Linked DNA regions of Homo sapiens: region 2 is linked to region 1. Evidence: read pairs that join two places in POLR2A ChIA-PET (ENCODE). Cell type or tissue: OCI-LY7. All regions are shown on one strand. Each heading gives the region's core, and the rest is flanking DNA. Links, peaks and the distances in the headings are about the cores only.

Region 1 (2,500 bases), core at 1-2,500:
GCATTACAAACTAAGAATTAAAAATAAACTAAATATTATTTTACTGATCAACTTTTTATAACCCCAAAAAGGCATATACAACATTCAAATATTTCCTGAACTGAAAACTACTTATTATTAGTTAAGTAAGCAGATGGCTGCTATTATTTAGCCTTCATGAAGCTCTTACTGCTGAAGTCCAGAGAGGTCCCATCAGCCTTGATTGAATCCAGAGAGCTGCTGCAACTAGATGGGGTCCTGCTCAGGTTTTTTATCAATACACTGTTAGCACTTTTATCTATATCCTCTTCAGTATGGTGATCAAAAATCTGAAATTGTCAATTAAGGAATATCATCAGAATAAAATATACACTGTATACTTACGACAAACACTAACAGAAATACTACTTCTAACATACAATTAATCTATAATTCATATGAAATATCTTAGTGAAGAATTAGAATAAGTAACAAACATCTTAAGCCTTTAATTAGAGTTAAAAGTAATTTTATTGAAAATTACTCTATGGATTATACTGTGTATGCAAATTATTTCTCATTATATATCTAAGTTATAATCAGATCCTGTAAGCTATCAAATGTTCACCTATCCAATTATTCAACTACTAGCCACCAACAGCAGGGCAACCACACTGCAGAAAACCAGACTAGAATATTGGCTGTATGTGGTGGCCCTGGCTAGAGTCCAGACAATAAACTTATTTCCAGGCTTTACTACTTTCCTCCCCAGCTGACCAAGACTTCTTTAGCTGAATAAGTTATGTGGTCCTGCTTTTACTATTTTAACCATTTGACTTCACAGCTTTAAATGCCATCTTCATCTATCTTCTTACATGCTTTTGGTAAGTTTTTTTTTTTTTTTTTGAGGCGGAGTCTCACTCCGTTGCCCAGGCTGGAGTGCACTGGCGTGATCTCGGCTCACTGCAAGCTCCACCTCCCGGGTTCACGCCATTCTCCTGCCTCAGTCTCCTGAGTAGCTGGAACTACAGGTGCTCGCCACCATGCCTGGCTAATTTTTTGTATTTTTAGTAGAGACAGGGTTTCACCGTGTTAGCCAGGATGGTCTTGATCTCCTGATCTCGTGATCAACCTGCCCTGGCCTCCCAAAGTGCTGGGATTATAGGCATGAGCTACCGCGCCTGGCTGAAAACAATATATTCTTTTATGTAAATGCTATTAAGGGGGCTGGGCGCTGTGGCTCACGCCTGTAACCCCAACATTGTGGGAGGCTAAGGAAGGTGGATCACTTGAGATCAGGAGTTTAAGACCAGCCTGGCCAACATTGTGAAACCCTGACTCTACTGAAAATACAAAGATTAGCCGGGTGTGGTGGCACATGCCTGTAATCCCAGCTACTCAGGAGGCCAAGGCAGGAGAATCGCTTGAACCTGGGAGGCGGAGGTTGCAGTGAGCTGAGATCACGCCACTGTGCTCCAGCCTGGGCAACAGAGCAAGACTTAATCTCAAAACAAAACAAAAATAAATAAATAAACGCCATTATGGGCCGTGGTGGCTTATGCCTGTAATCCCAGCACTCTGGGAGGTCGAGGTGGGTGGGTCACTTGAGGCCAGGAGTTTGAGACCAGCCTGGCCAACGTGGTGAAACCTCGTCTCTACTAAAAATACAAAAATTAGCTGGGCATTGTGGTGTGCACCCGTACTCCCATCTACTTGGGAGGCTGAGACACGACAATCACTTGAACCAGGGAGATGGAGGTTGCAGTGAGCCGAGATCGCGCCACTGCACTCCAGCCTGGGCAACAGAGCGAGGGTCTGTCTCAAAAATAAATAAATGAATAAATATTATGTAAACTCCATGACAGCAGATTTTTCTCTGCATTCCCAGCACATAAAACAGTGCCTAAGACATAGCAGATAATCTATATATTTATCGAAAATAGAATGCAGGCTGGACGTGGTGGCTCACTCCTGTAATATCAGGACTTTGGCAGGCCAAGGTGGGTGGATCACCTGAGATCAGGAGTTCGAGACCAGCCTGGCCAACATGGGGAAACCCAATCTCTACTAAAAATACAAAAAAAAAAAAAAAGAAAGAAATTAGCCGGGTGTGGTGCCAGGCACCTGCAATCCTAGCTACTCGGAAGGCTGAGGCAGGAGAATCACTTGAACCCAGAAGGCAGAGGTTGCAGTGAGCTGAGATCACACAACTGCACTCCAGCCTGGGCAACAGAACAAGACTCTGTCTCAAAAATAAAATAAAATAAAAATAAAATTAAATAATAAAGAAAATGGACTCTCAACTTCTACATATCCTTGTCAGCCAAGGAAATTCAGTCAAGCTTTACTTCATGCAGTTGGCAAAATAAAAAGCTTTTTACTCCCCAAATATAACAACACTGAAGATGACTTTTCAAGCTATATATAACCTCCCTAGAGATTCTTATATAAAGCCAAATTGACAAATCACTAGAGGTGACAGTATACATACCTTTTGAAATTTTTGAAATTATACAATTTTAACTTTGGCTACTTTTTGTAC
Region 2 (3,804 bases), core at 756-3,255, 76 kb after region 1:
TGAGGTCGCACTTTGTTGCCCAGGCTGGAGTGCAATGGTACAATCATATAGTTCACTGTAACCTCAAACTCCTGAGCTCAGGTGATCCTCCCACCTCAGCCTCCTGAGTAGTTGGAATTACAGGTGCAAACCACTACACCCGGCTATTGTTTGCTCATTTCTAAATCAAGTATTTGTCTTGCCCAAAAGGATAGGAACCAATTAGGTGGTTCCATATACTTGCTTAGTGATACAAATATTTTTATTGTAATATTCAAATATACTTTCCTCTTTTTTTTTTTTTTTTTTTTTGAGATGGAGTTTTGCCCTTGTTGCCCAGGCTCGAGTGCAATGGCGCGATCTTGGCTCCCCGCAACCTCTGCCTCCCGGGTTCAAGCAATTCTCCTGCTTCAGCCTCCTGAGTAGCTGGGATTACAGGCATGCACCACCACGCCCGGCTAATTTTGTATTTTTTTTAGTAGATTTGGGGTTTCTCCATGTTGAGGCTGGTCTCGAACTCCTGACCTCAGGTGATCTGCCCGCCTCAGCCTCCCAAAGTGCTGGGATTACACGCATGAGCCACCGCGCCTGGCCGCTCCTCTTTTTTCCTTCTTTATTTTTTTTTTGTTTTTTTGAGACAAGGTCTCCTCACTCTATCACCCAAGCTGGAGTGTAGTGACAATCATGGCTCACTACAGCCTCAACCTCCCAGGCTCAATCCATCCTTCTGCCTCAGCTTCCCCTGAGTAGCTGGGACTATAGGCATGTGCCACTATGCCTGGCTAATTTTTAAAAAAAATTTTTGTAGAGACAGGGTCGCATTATTTTGCCCAGGTTAGTCTCGAACCTCTGGGCTCAAGCTATCCTTCCACCTTGGCCTCTCAAAGTGCTGGGATTACAGGTGCAAGTCACCATGCCTGGCCCTTTCCTCTCTTTTCATTGACTAATGGTTAACCTTTTTTTTTTTTTTTTTTTTTTTTTTTTGAGACAGGGTCTCACTCTATCACCAGGAGGGCTGGAGGGCAGTGGCACGGTCTCAGCTCACTGCAGTCTTGACCTCCTGGGCTCAGGTGATCCTGCCTCAGGCTCCCGAGTATCTGGGACTACAGGTGCATACCACCATGCCCAGCTTATTTTTTATATTTTTTGTAGAGATGGGATTTCGCCATGTTGTCTGGACTGGGTTAACACCTTTATTAGTAGATTTAGTCGCTTTATTCCTACTGCATTTTATTGGCAGGATACGTGTGACACAGAGAGTGGCTCTCTGTGGCCCCTGGGTACATTGAGGAAGCCAGAATATTGACGGTCATCCAGGCTTGCAGGCTGCCATCTCCACCTGGAGTTCAGATGCCAGGCCTCACTCCTCTCCAGGGCCATCTGATGGCTTTCAGGATGGATTTTTTTGTTTTGAGATGGAGTCTCACTCTCTTGCCCAGGCTGGAGTGCAGTGGCGCCATCTTGGCTCACTGCAAGCTCTGCCTCCCGGGTTCACACCATTCTCCTGCCTCAGCCTCCCGAGTAGCTGGGACTACAGGCGCCCACCACCACGCCCGGCTAATTTTTTGTATTTTTAGTAGAGACGGGGTTTCACCGTGTTAGCCAGGATGGTCTGGATCTCCTGACCTCATGATCCGCCCGCCTCGGCCTCCCAAAGTGGTGGGATTACAGGCGTCAGCCACCGTGCCCTGCCAGGATGGATTTTTTAAAGAAAGAAAAACTAAAATTTTTATTCTCCCTGCATGATAAACAAACAACAATTATTCTTCCTCAGAAACAACAGTTTAAGAAAAAAAAAGCAATGAGGTCCCAAAACACTCTCCCAAAGTGCAGATCATGGGATGGTAAGAGAATGTTTCTGTACCCGAAAATAGTGTTTCTGTCATTCAGGCAAGATTCTAGCTTTGCCTTTTCCCTACTTCCCATTTTCTACCTCAGAAACAGAAATTGGAATATGAGAGGGTGGAGAATCGCTTTAGAGGAACTGAAACAGAGTTTGTAAGTTGAATGGTTTCTAGCCCATGTGTAAACCTGGGTGCGGTGTGAGAGGAGCTCTGCACGACTCCACGGAAGGGAACCCAGTGAGTTGTAGCTATAGTTTCTTAATTGATTTAGAGGTGACAGCGTAAACAATGGCTCTAAAAAAAGGTGAAACTCCATTTACCAAAACCAAATTTGACACTAGCTCCCAAAGCTAACTTGTTAATACAGATTTATCTTAGGCTAGTGAAGTGGCACTAAATTTGAAACTGAGAGTCTTGGGTGCTGTCTTTTATCTGTCTTGTGGCTTACTGAATGGTCACAAATAAGTCAAGTGACCTCTTCATGTTCCAGTTCCTTTTCAGTAATGGGACTAACCATAGGAAAAAATAGTATTGGCCTAAAATGCTGATCTCTTTCCTTTGACCCTGAAAACTCCAAGGAACTCCAGTTAGGGCTTCCTCAACCTAGTAAGATTTGTAAGTTGGTAGAATCTTACTTATCACCCCTGACTTTCTTCCTTCTTCCTCCTTAGTGAAATAGACAGCAAGTTAGAGCAAATGGAGCAATATTTAGTGCTAAAGCTTTAGAGCCAGGGGAGGGTAATCACCAACACGGGCCAAGCCGTAATGACTTGGTACACCCAGAGAAGGCTGGGCTGCAGCCAGGCAGATAACCTAAGGGACTGCTGCTGTTCTCTCCCGGCACACACACGTGCTCATCACTCAGCGCCTGGCAAGATCAGGGCTGGAGTGACACAGGCATGCATCCAATACCTGATCCAGAAATAGGCCCTGGCTGCAGGCACAGCAAGTAAACAAACGTCCCGCCAGCTGTGGCCGAGGTGCACCCTTCCAAGCAGACCTGCCCACCAGGACCATTGCTGGAAGACGGAAGCCCTGGAGCCTCTCCCTGGCCCTGTTTTGGAAGGAGTCCTCCAAGGCTGAGAACAGCCCCAGCCACATGAAGCAGGCAAGGTTTTCTTGAAAATTCTAAATTATCCCAACCAGCTTTGGCCCTACGTCAGTTATAAGACTCAAGATAGGATACTGCCATTGGGATGTTAGGTTTGTGCGAGGGCTGTTTACTTGAGCCCAGAAATAGGTTATTTAAGGCAGAGATTCATTCATCTAACCAATATTTGTTGAGCCCCTGCCATGTTCCAGGCATGGTGCATGGTGTTAAATAAAGCAGAACGGCATCTTCCCACATAGAATGATGGAGGGGGGAGTAGAGCCTACCTCATTAATTCTGTGGAAGTTGTAAGCACAAGGTGCTTTGAGAGCACATGGGAAGGAGATATGAGAGCCCTAGACCAGTTGGAGTGGGGTAGGAGAGAGGCCGTGTTAGGGGAGCTGAGTCCATAGAAATGAATAGGAGTGAGAGGAAATAGAAGAGTAAGAGCATGGGGACCAAGAGGAGTCCTGGAAGAGGAAAACAGCATGTGCAAAGCCCTAAAAGCAAAAGGGAACTTGGAGGATGGAAGGTAGTTCAGTGTAGCTGGAGCACAAAGAACAAAGGAGGGACAGACGAGAGGTGAGGGTGGAAATTACTAAACAAGGCCAGGTGTGAAGGATTTTATAAACCATGTTAAGGAGTTTGGAGTTTATTGTGGGAGAACAGGGAGCTAATGGCTGATTTTAAGAGGGGCAGTGACAAGATGAGATTTACATCTAGAAGGTTATGGCTGCCATGGGTTTGCCATAATTAAAGTGATTGAGGGTGGACAAGTTATTCACACTTGGCAGCGATACATGTCTATGTGAAATGGTTTTTCTTTGTTTTTATTTTCTACTTCAATTTTTCTTGTTATTTTTTCACTATTACAGAACAAGTAGAATCATG

The links. ChIA-PET counts read pairs that join two places held together with the same protein. Peaks named below come from ENCODE experiments on the same cell type or tissue, not always from the same donor. Only the 100,000 strongest peaks of a DNase experiment are listed, where the experiment ranks them.
Region 2: POLR2A ChIA-PET joins it to region 1 with 5 read pairs; 3 of 35 experiments call an interaction of 5 or more read pairs at or near these places.

What each region holds. Positions count from the first base shown.
Region 1 is chr15:40,625,878-40,628,377 of GRCh38, reverse strand. It overlaps KNL1 (kinetochore scaffold 1), which reads right to left. Exons shown (of 26, transcript NM_144508.5): 11 at 170-308. Among named protein-coding and RNA genes, the nearest start is that of KNL1, 33 kb to the right of the region's middle. In OCI-LY7, for the core only: no CTCF peak of the experiment used is centred there; no DNase peak of the experiment used is centred there.
Region 2 is chr15:40,548,969-40,552,772 of GRCh38, reverse strand. It overlaps a transcript of CCDC32 not described here. Among named protein-coding and RNA genes, the nearest start is that of CCDC32, 14 kb to the left of the region's middle. In OCI-LY7, for the core only: no CTCF peak of the experiment used is centred there; a DNase peak (open chromatin) is centred at 2,002; H3K4me3 peaks cover 650 bases; H3K27ac peaks cover 1,064 bases.